Regions from separate parts of the Homo sapiens genome. Here region 1 is linked to region 2. The links are chromatin contacts, found by Hi-C or POLR2A ChIA-PET in ENCODE. All regions are on one chromosome and are shown on one strand. The core of a region is the stretch at or near the end of the contact, and the rest is flanking DNA. Distances in the headings are between cores, read along the strand shown. Region 1 holds the start of ICE1 (interactor of little elongation complex ELL subunit 1). Region 2 overlaps ADAMTS16 (ADAM metallopeptidase with thrombospondin type 1 motif 16).

Region 1 (3,439 bases), core at 940-3,439, 150 kb before region 2:
CGCTCCAGCTTCACTGGCCTTCTTGCTCTTCCCAAGCACACCAAGCCAGCTCCTGCTACAGTTCTTCACATCTGATGTTTCCACTGTATGGGAGACTTTTCTTCCAAGATTTCTACAGAGCTTATTATTCTCTCACCTTTGCTCCAATATAAACGTTCCAGGACTCCCTACTTAAATTCCAACAGCCACTGGCCTAGTCCTCACCCATTCATTCCCTCCCCATCTCTGTTCAATTCATCAACAACGTTTTCATTACCCTCTAACATAACTCATTTGTTTCATTTATCCTGCCACCCTCCTAGAACGGAAGCTCCAAGAGATCAAGAATTTTTGTCTTTTTCTCCCCTAATGCCATAATTGCAGTGTCTAAAATACGGCAGGTGATCAATAAATGTTTGTTGAGTGAATTGGCTCGAATAATAAATACAATGTATTAAAGATTCGGGAGAACTCCAATCACGTTCCTGGGGTGGTGGTGGCGGGGGCGGGGGGGCGTTATAAGATACCTACACAATGCAGCTCAGTGAAGGCAATGATCTGTTAGTTCTCCTTCTACTCACAAAAGCAGCACATTTCCTTCCTCCCCTTCCTTCAACACTTAAAATGTTTGCAATCAGTTCACAGATATTGCACTTAAAATGCAAACCAAGTTTCTCGGCATGGCCTACCTAGCCTGCACTCCCGTCTGGTCTCATCAACCATCTTCCGTGTGCACTATGCTCATGCCAACCATACCATGTTCTGCTCATCAAAGACACCCTGCTCCTTCTCACCAAAGGAACCTTTCCACCTGTTAATCCCTCTATCCAGGAAGCTCTTCCCACATCTCTTCTGACAGCCCGATCCTTCCCATTATTCAAATATCTGAAAGTTACTGACTCAAAAATTCCCTACCTGACTACTCTAGCTAAGAGACAAGACCAATATTCCAACATCCTCCTTTATTTTCTAACACCTAAAATCTTCTGAGGCCTTATTCACACATATGCATCTTACTTATGAGAGATCCTATTTTGTTCACCACAATGTCTGTAGTTCCTAGAACACTAGGCAGAGTAGGTAATGAGGTGCTGGTGAGTTCCGTTTTATCACTGAAACCGCGATAGTAGGAAGTTAAAAGAGACCCCCGACATCAGGCAGCTAGGAGAGTCGTGGGAAATGAGGGGCACTATTGCCCAAGTACCACCCCATAAGATCTGGAGCCATACTCTAGCAATTCTCCCTTATGTCACTCTAAAGAAGAGCCCACGCCGCTGTTAGAAACCTCCAGTCTCTGCATGCCTTTCATAAACTACTTTTATCAAACAACTGACAAGCTACTTGACCAATTACTTGGCTTGCTTTTTAAAAAATTAGCCTCGGGATGGCACATCTGCTATAAGCTGAAACGCCTCCCTAGACTCTTCGAGTCTAAGACTCAGACAACCCACATGTCACGTAAGATTCTGCCTCCAAACAACAAATACTCAGGATGGGCCAGAAGACCAAAGCGTTATCCTCAGGGAGATAACTGCCCTCGGCGTTTCACCTGTCCCTCACTGACCTACGGAGTCTGCCCTAGGGAGCTCCGAGGCCGGGTAGGGAAGGTGGGGGGCCCTCCAAACCTCGCTTACTCCACCCCCACCGTTACACCAGCGCATTCCAGTCAATGAACTCTGGGTTTCAAGCTTAAATAAAGCAAAGAAAGCCGTCCCCAAAACTCATGTAGGAAAAAGAGAGCAGAGAGACGAGCGAGCAAGAGCTACGGTTGGGAAGGGAGAGCAGCGCACTGAGGCACAGCCCGCGCGGCCGGACCCCACATCCCTGCGCTCCCGGCCGGCCGAGCCGAGTCCCCCCCCGCGCCCGGGGCCCCGGGAGGTGCTGCACCTGCTGCAGAGAGGCGCAGCCCTGACATCGCGACAGGTCCGCCGCCGTCCCGGGCGCCGCCGAATGGGTCTCGCCCGGCATCATGGTGCCGCCGCCGGGCCCGGTGGGCACGCACGCCTCAGGGGCCCGCGGCGTCGGCCCCGTCCTGTCTCTGCTGATGCCGCCGGGGCCGCCGCCTGCCAGGCCGCTTCCCGCCAGGTCCGGGCGGGTCCATCCGTGCACAGAGGTCCCCGTGGGGCTAGCAAAAGGCTCTCCGAGCCAGAGCTGCCTCAGGCACTAAAAAGAAACGCTACCCGGCGCGGCCCCCGAGCGCGACGCAGTCCAGTCAGGGCCCCGCCCCGCCCTGGCTCGCCCCGCCCCGCCCTGGCTCGCCCCGCCCCTCCCCTGGGCGCGGGGCTGCCTAAGGCGCTGCCTGAGCAACACCGGGAGAGGAGCTGTGCTATGCGGCGGGGGAGACGCCCACAGAGGAGCAGCCAATAGGAGTAGAAGGATCGAAGGTGCATTCCTACCACTGTTAAGGGTCGATCCTTTATTGCCACCTTGCTGTACGACAGGCTTTCCATAGACACCTAAAGGCCTCCGCTATGTGGGCGGTGACCCGCCCGTGACGTAAGCTCCAGACGCCTGAGAAGTGGAAGGACCCGGCGTCCAGGACAGGAAAGTGCGTGATTTACAGCTAGAGGGATAGGCGCTGTCCCGGAGCCCGTCCTGGGCCAGGGAGCAGGAGAGGGAGGGACTACAGTTCCCGACGCGCTGCGGGGCGGGCGGAGATCGTGCGCTTCGGCGCCAGTTGCACGGCCTTAGCAGCCAGTGGCGGCTCCCCTGCTCCTGTAACAGTCCCCTTGTCTTCTGACCTTTCGCTCCTCGGTCATGTGTCCTCGCCGGTCGCCGCGGCAGCCAGTGATGCCCGAGCGGCGGGTTCCCAGGCCCAGGTGTGGGCGCCACCGCCCACCATGCGCCAAGCCCAGAGCCTGGTTGAATCGTTCGCCACCTTGTCTACCCATTTTGGCCATTATCCTGCCACCTCCAAATCCTGTTTTTGACACTTCTCGGGAGAGAGAGAAAACGGAAAGATAAAGGAATAAACTCCTCGTGGTCGTAGTTAGTGGGTAAATTCAGATCTCGTTTGAACCGAGGTTTTTCTTATCTCCAGCCACCGTATCCACCACCACCAGAATCGTCTTTTTAGTCATCACAGCTGGTCGCCGTCAGTACCTTGTTCAGAAGCCTCTCGCAGCTTCCATCGTGTGGTTATACAATCCAAATTCCTTATAAAGTCCAAATTCAAGAGGAGGAATGCACGTTTAGTTAAGTTAATGTCTAGACCTTACCAGCCAATTTCTAGCTCCTCAGTATGGAAATTGCAACTGAAAACACCCCTTCCAAAAAAAGCAGTCTGCATTTTTCTCTGAGTTTTCTTCTCCAAATTTCGCACCCCTGACCTTGCTTACACACTCTGGATACCACCTGCTGTGGAGTGGCGGAAGCAGACATCCAGCGATAGCTAAGTTTCCTGTCGTTGACACCCAAGCAAGACAGGCGTGTACCTAACTGAGGACCTGCCGGTGATAGA
Region 2 (3,639 bases), core at 794-3,293:
TGATCCTCCCACCTCTCCCTCCCAAGTAGTTGAGAGCACAGGCGTGTGCCACCACATCAGCTAAGTTTTTTGTATTTTTGGTAGAGCTGAAGTTTCACCATGTTGCCCAGGCAGGCTGGTCTCGAACTCCTGAGCTCAAGCCGTCCACTTGCCCCAAAGTGCTGGGATTACAGGCGTGAGTCACTGGGCCAGGCCCAGCACTCATTCTGGAGGGGCCATAGCACTTCTGGTTTCCCTGATTAGACTGAGATTGGTTAGATGTCTTTGCAAAGGGCACAGTGGAGGGCAAACAGGTACCCAAAGACGATCAGGTGGGCCTCAGCACGGTGGCTTCTGTGGGTGAGACACACAGTCCCGTGTCCACCCCACTGGGCTCTCTCTCAGCAGAGAGGGCAAACCTTGGGATCTACAGAACAAAGCTCTAATGACTCTGGAAGGGCCCCTCATGGTTACTTCTTCCCCCTGCAAGTACTCCAAAGTTGAGTAAAACTGGCTCTCATTCCAGAAGCACAAAGAAAGTAACTGCAGAGAGCCACTGCCTGCGGACCTTGGAGGCTCACACCCATGATCTGACAACAGTATAGAATGGCTTCTTGAACTCAAGTAATGAATGCATAGTAGATTTGCTAAAACACCAAGCATTCTAATACAATCCCCAAATATTCCAGAAAGCCATGTTGACACAGAAGTGGGGCTGCCTGCCACCCTGACTGTGCCGTTCGTGGGCCCCAGTGCAAAACAAATGTGCCAGGCCCCTTGTTAAAAATCCTTTGGGGCCGGGGGCAGTGGCTCACGCCTGTAATCCCAGCACTTTGGGAGGCCGAGGCAGGCGGATCACCAGGTCAGGAGATCGAGACCATCCTGGCTAACACAGTGAAACCCCATCTCTACTAAAAATACAAAAAAAAAATTAGCCAGGCGTAGTGGCGGGTGCCTGTAGTCCCAGCTACTCAGGAGGTTGAGGCAGGAGAATGGTGTGAACTCGGGAGGCGGCGCTTGCAGTGAGCCGAGATTGCGCCACTGCACTCCAGCCTGGGTGACAGAGCAAGACTCCATCTCAAAAAAAAAAAAAAAAAAATCCTTTGGAATTTCATATCAGCAACAGCCGAGAATAAAACTACACAGGAGGCTCCTCTGAGCAGGGAGCACTGGAGGCTGCGCAGGTCTCACTCCCAGGAAGCCCATCCTGCTGCTTGGGAACGCTCAGCTACTTAGATAATTAAATGAACCGAGATGTTCACTTCTCCAGCATTCCTGTGAGCAAAACCCTCTCCTACACAAACACCACCTAAGCAACCAGATTTCTTTTCATTCCCTTGGTAACGGGTGCATTACTGGGTGATTAGTATTTTCACGGCCTCAGATCGAAAAGAGATAAGCAACTACAGAAAAGGAAATTGCTCCCCCCTTTTCATTGCAAGTGTTTCTATAGGAGAGCAGTGGAAATAAAGCTGCCCTGCTGAGCCTTATCTTTCATTTCTAGAGTGTGCAACCAGCAGGCAGAGCTACGGACCCATGTATCTTGGTTGTAAAAGGAATTATTCCACTAATGGGTTTGTATAAGCAAGAAGAATAAGCCATCCAAATATCAAGTGGAGACGGGGCTACAGAGAAAACAAAGCATTTGATCACGATATGTGATCCAGACTCTTACTCGGCGTTATCTAGACTCTTACTTGGCATCCCTAGAAGAGTCCTGAAAACAGAGGGGAAGTCTCCATTTACCATCTGGAAAGCATTTCCTCTTGTATCTTCAATCCCCTGTCCTGGCAGGTGTGTGATTAGTGTTAATGCTTAGAAAACGAGAGTTAAGATGAATGACCCGAAGAGCCACTCCATTTAGATAAACTGAGAAGTATAAAGGGAATAAATATTTGTGTGATTTATCATCCATGTTTCAAAAGCAAGTGATAAAAAGGCCTGATTCATGCTAGAATGCAGATGGGGGCGGGGCAGCCGCGGGAGGGCCGTAGGCTGCTTGTCTGGGCAGTGCCCGCGCAGGGAGGAGCCTCCGTGTGAGGGAGGAGCGGGAGGAGCGGAAGGAGCGGGAGCCACAGGCTGCACAGCTCCCCGGTCCTGGAGGAGCCACTGGGAATTGCTGATGCCTGTTATTTCTCCAGGATACTCCTGCTGGCCGAGGCTGCACAGCCATTTTAAGAGAATCTCCAGCAAGAAGACTTCTAGACACCCAACACCCTGCCCCCTGCAGAGATTTAGGACTTAGGGGATCCCATCTGGCAATGCAATTGCAGGAGCCTGCAAGGCTGCAGGACGGCCTCTGGGTGCTGAGGAGGAGGCTGGGGCTCCAGCCAGCACAGCAGGTTTCCTTTTTCATTTAAGTTAAAAGTGATAAGGCTGTGGATTAAGATGTTTTACAGGTTCCACCCCTCAATCCTTGTGGAACCCTCCTTCAAGTTGAACATGAAACATCAGATCACACCCCACTGAGCCCCACTTAGTGTCAGACAGAGCACGAACTGTGGGGAAGGAGAGTGCGGCTTATTCCCTCGGGGCTGTGGCTCCAGCTTTGCCAGGCTGCTGAGGACAGAGCTCGGAGTACCTGCAGCCTAGAGGCCAGGGAAGCCTCTCAGGGAGGCAGAATTCAGTAAGAAAGATGCACACTCCATCCTCAGAGAAACGGAACATGGGTTTCCTGAACATTTAATCAGGAACAAAAAATTGTTAGTATCCAGGACATAATAGAAATATATTTTGCATTTCAGAAGAAAAGTAAAGCAACATTTTAAATTAAAATCTATGTTCCCAACTCAATTGTTAAAATCATACAATGAAACAACAATCCCCAAGGGTTGACATATGCCATGTAGGTCCATTATTCTGTGTTTTTGCCATGGATAGTTTTGCTTTATAGACTAAATTCATAACTGTTGTGAATTTCTTTCTCCTTTTACAGCAACAATAATCATAGCCAAGATTTAGTGAGTGTTTATCACACCTGAGAGCATTTACGTGGAATCCTCACCTTATCCTAGGAGACAGGAGACCTGGATCATGCCCGAAGTGGGGAAGGCAGGGTCGAGCCCAGGGAGGCAGGCAGTGTCACGGCTGCACCTTTGACAAGGTGCAATGCCGCCCAGCGCCTTTGTCTGACTCTGGCCCATGGACATAACCCATGGCAACCAGACCACTCCATAGAAAGAATTCCAGTGCAGGAGAGTTGTGGGAAGGGAGCCTGGAGATCTTGTTTCTCCTGTGAGACAGAAATTTACTAAGCTCCATGTGCGATCAGGCCCTGGCTATTTGTGGGCGATGGACGGGGAGATCCACTTGGTTCTCCTTAAGATTCTCCCAGGCAGGAAAGCATGGCATTGGGTTCACAGAGAGGCTTCTGTATTGTCTCAAAGTTTCCCCTTTCAGAGGGCAATATGAACATTCCAAAATAGGAGGTCCACATGTCAAAGGGTGCCATCGGATGGAGGGCTCCAGGGTTGACTGAAGTGGATTTGGGGCAGCCTCAGTCTCATGTTTCTACTTGCTGTAGGACACATCAGCTCCAGCTTCCCCTAGACTGGCCCTCTGCTGCTGAACTGCACCTTTTCTTCCAGCACACAGTGCTCTTGACAGCATGTGTGTATTAAACCGTGTTTGAGAGAGTCAAGTGTAGAAGATAGGACACAG

The links. Hi-C counts contacts between places; a loop is a spot of excess contacts on that map. ChIA-PET counts read pairs that join two places held with the same protein, here RNA polymerase II (POLR2A). Pooled maps may share reads with other maps.
Region 1: a loop to region 2 is called in a map of mammary epithelial cell, with 9 times the contacts of the local background. The contact joins the promoter of ICE1 here to the enhancer-like site in region 2. A Hi-C loop is called at or near these places in 3 of 168 maps with a recorded cell type or tissue (PC-3, PC-9 and mammary epithelial cell) and 2 of 50 pooled maps. POLR2A ChIA-PET finds 5 or more read pairs at or near these places in 1 of 52 experiments (HEK293T).

What each region holds. Positions count from the first base shown.
Region 1 is chr5:5,421,427-5,424,865 of GRCh38, reverse strand. ICE1 (interactor of little elongation complex ELL subunit 1) reads right to left here and starts at 2,189. Exons shown (of 19, transcript NM_015325.3): 1 at 1,867-2,189. The coding sequence starts at 1,950. LOC101929200 (a long non-coding RNA gene) reads left to right here and starts at 2,737. Exons shown (of 6, transcript XR_001742583.3): 1 at 2,737-3,439. RefSeq lists silencers at 1,757-1,896, 1,957-2,286 and enhancers at 2,317-2,566, 2,432-2,942, 2,943-3,439.
Region 2 is chr5:5,269,800-5,273,438 of GRCh38, reverse strand. The region is part of intron 18 of ADAMTS16 (ADAM metallopeptidase with thrombospondin type 1 motif 16); the gene reads right to left. All of the region lies in intron 5 of LOC101929200 (a long non-coding RNA gene), which reads left to right. Among named protein-coding and RNA genes, the nearest start is that of ADAMTS16-AS1, 95 kb to the right of the region's middle. RefSeq lists an enhancer at 1,484-2,144. Within about 2 kb of position 2,043, at least 7 of the 41 ENCODE cell types and tissues checked have a DNase peak (open chromatin) inside an H3K27ac peak, as active enhancers do; they include PC-9 and mammary epithelial cell, where a contact is called at or near this core.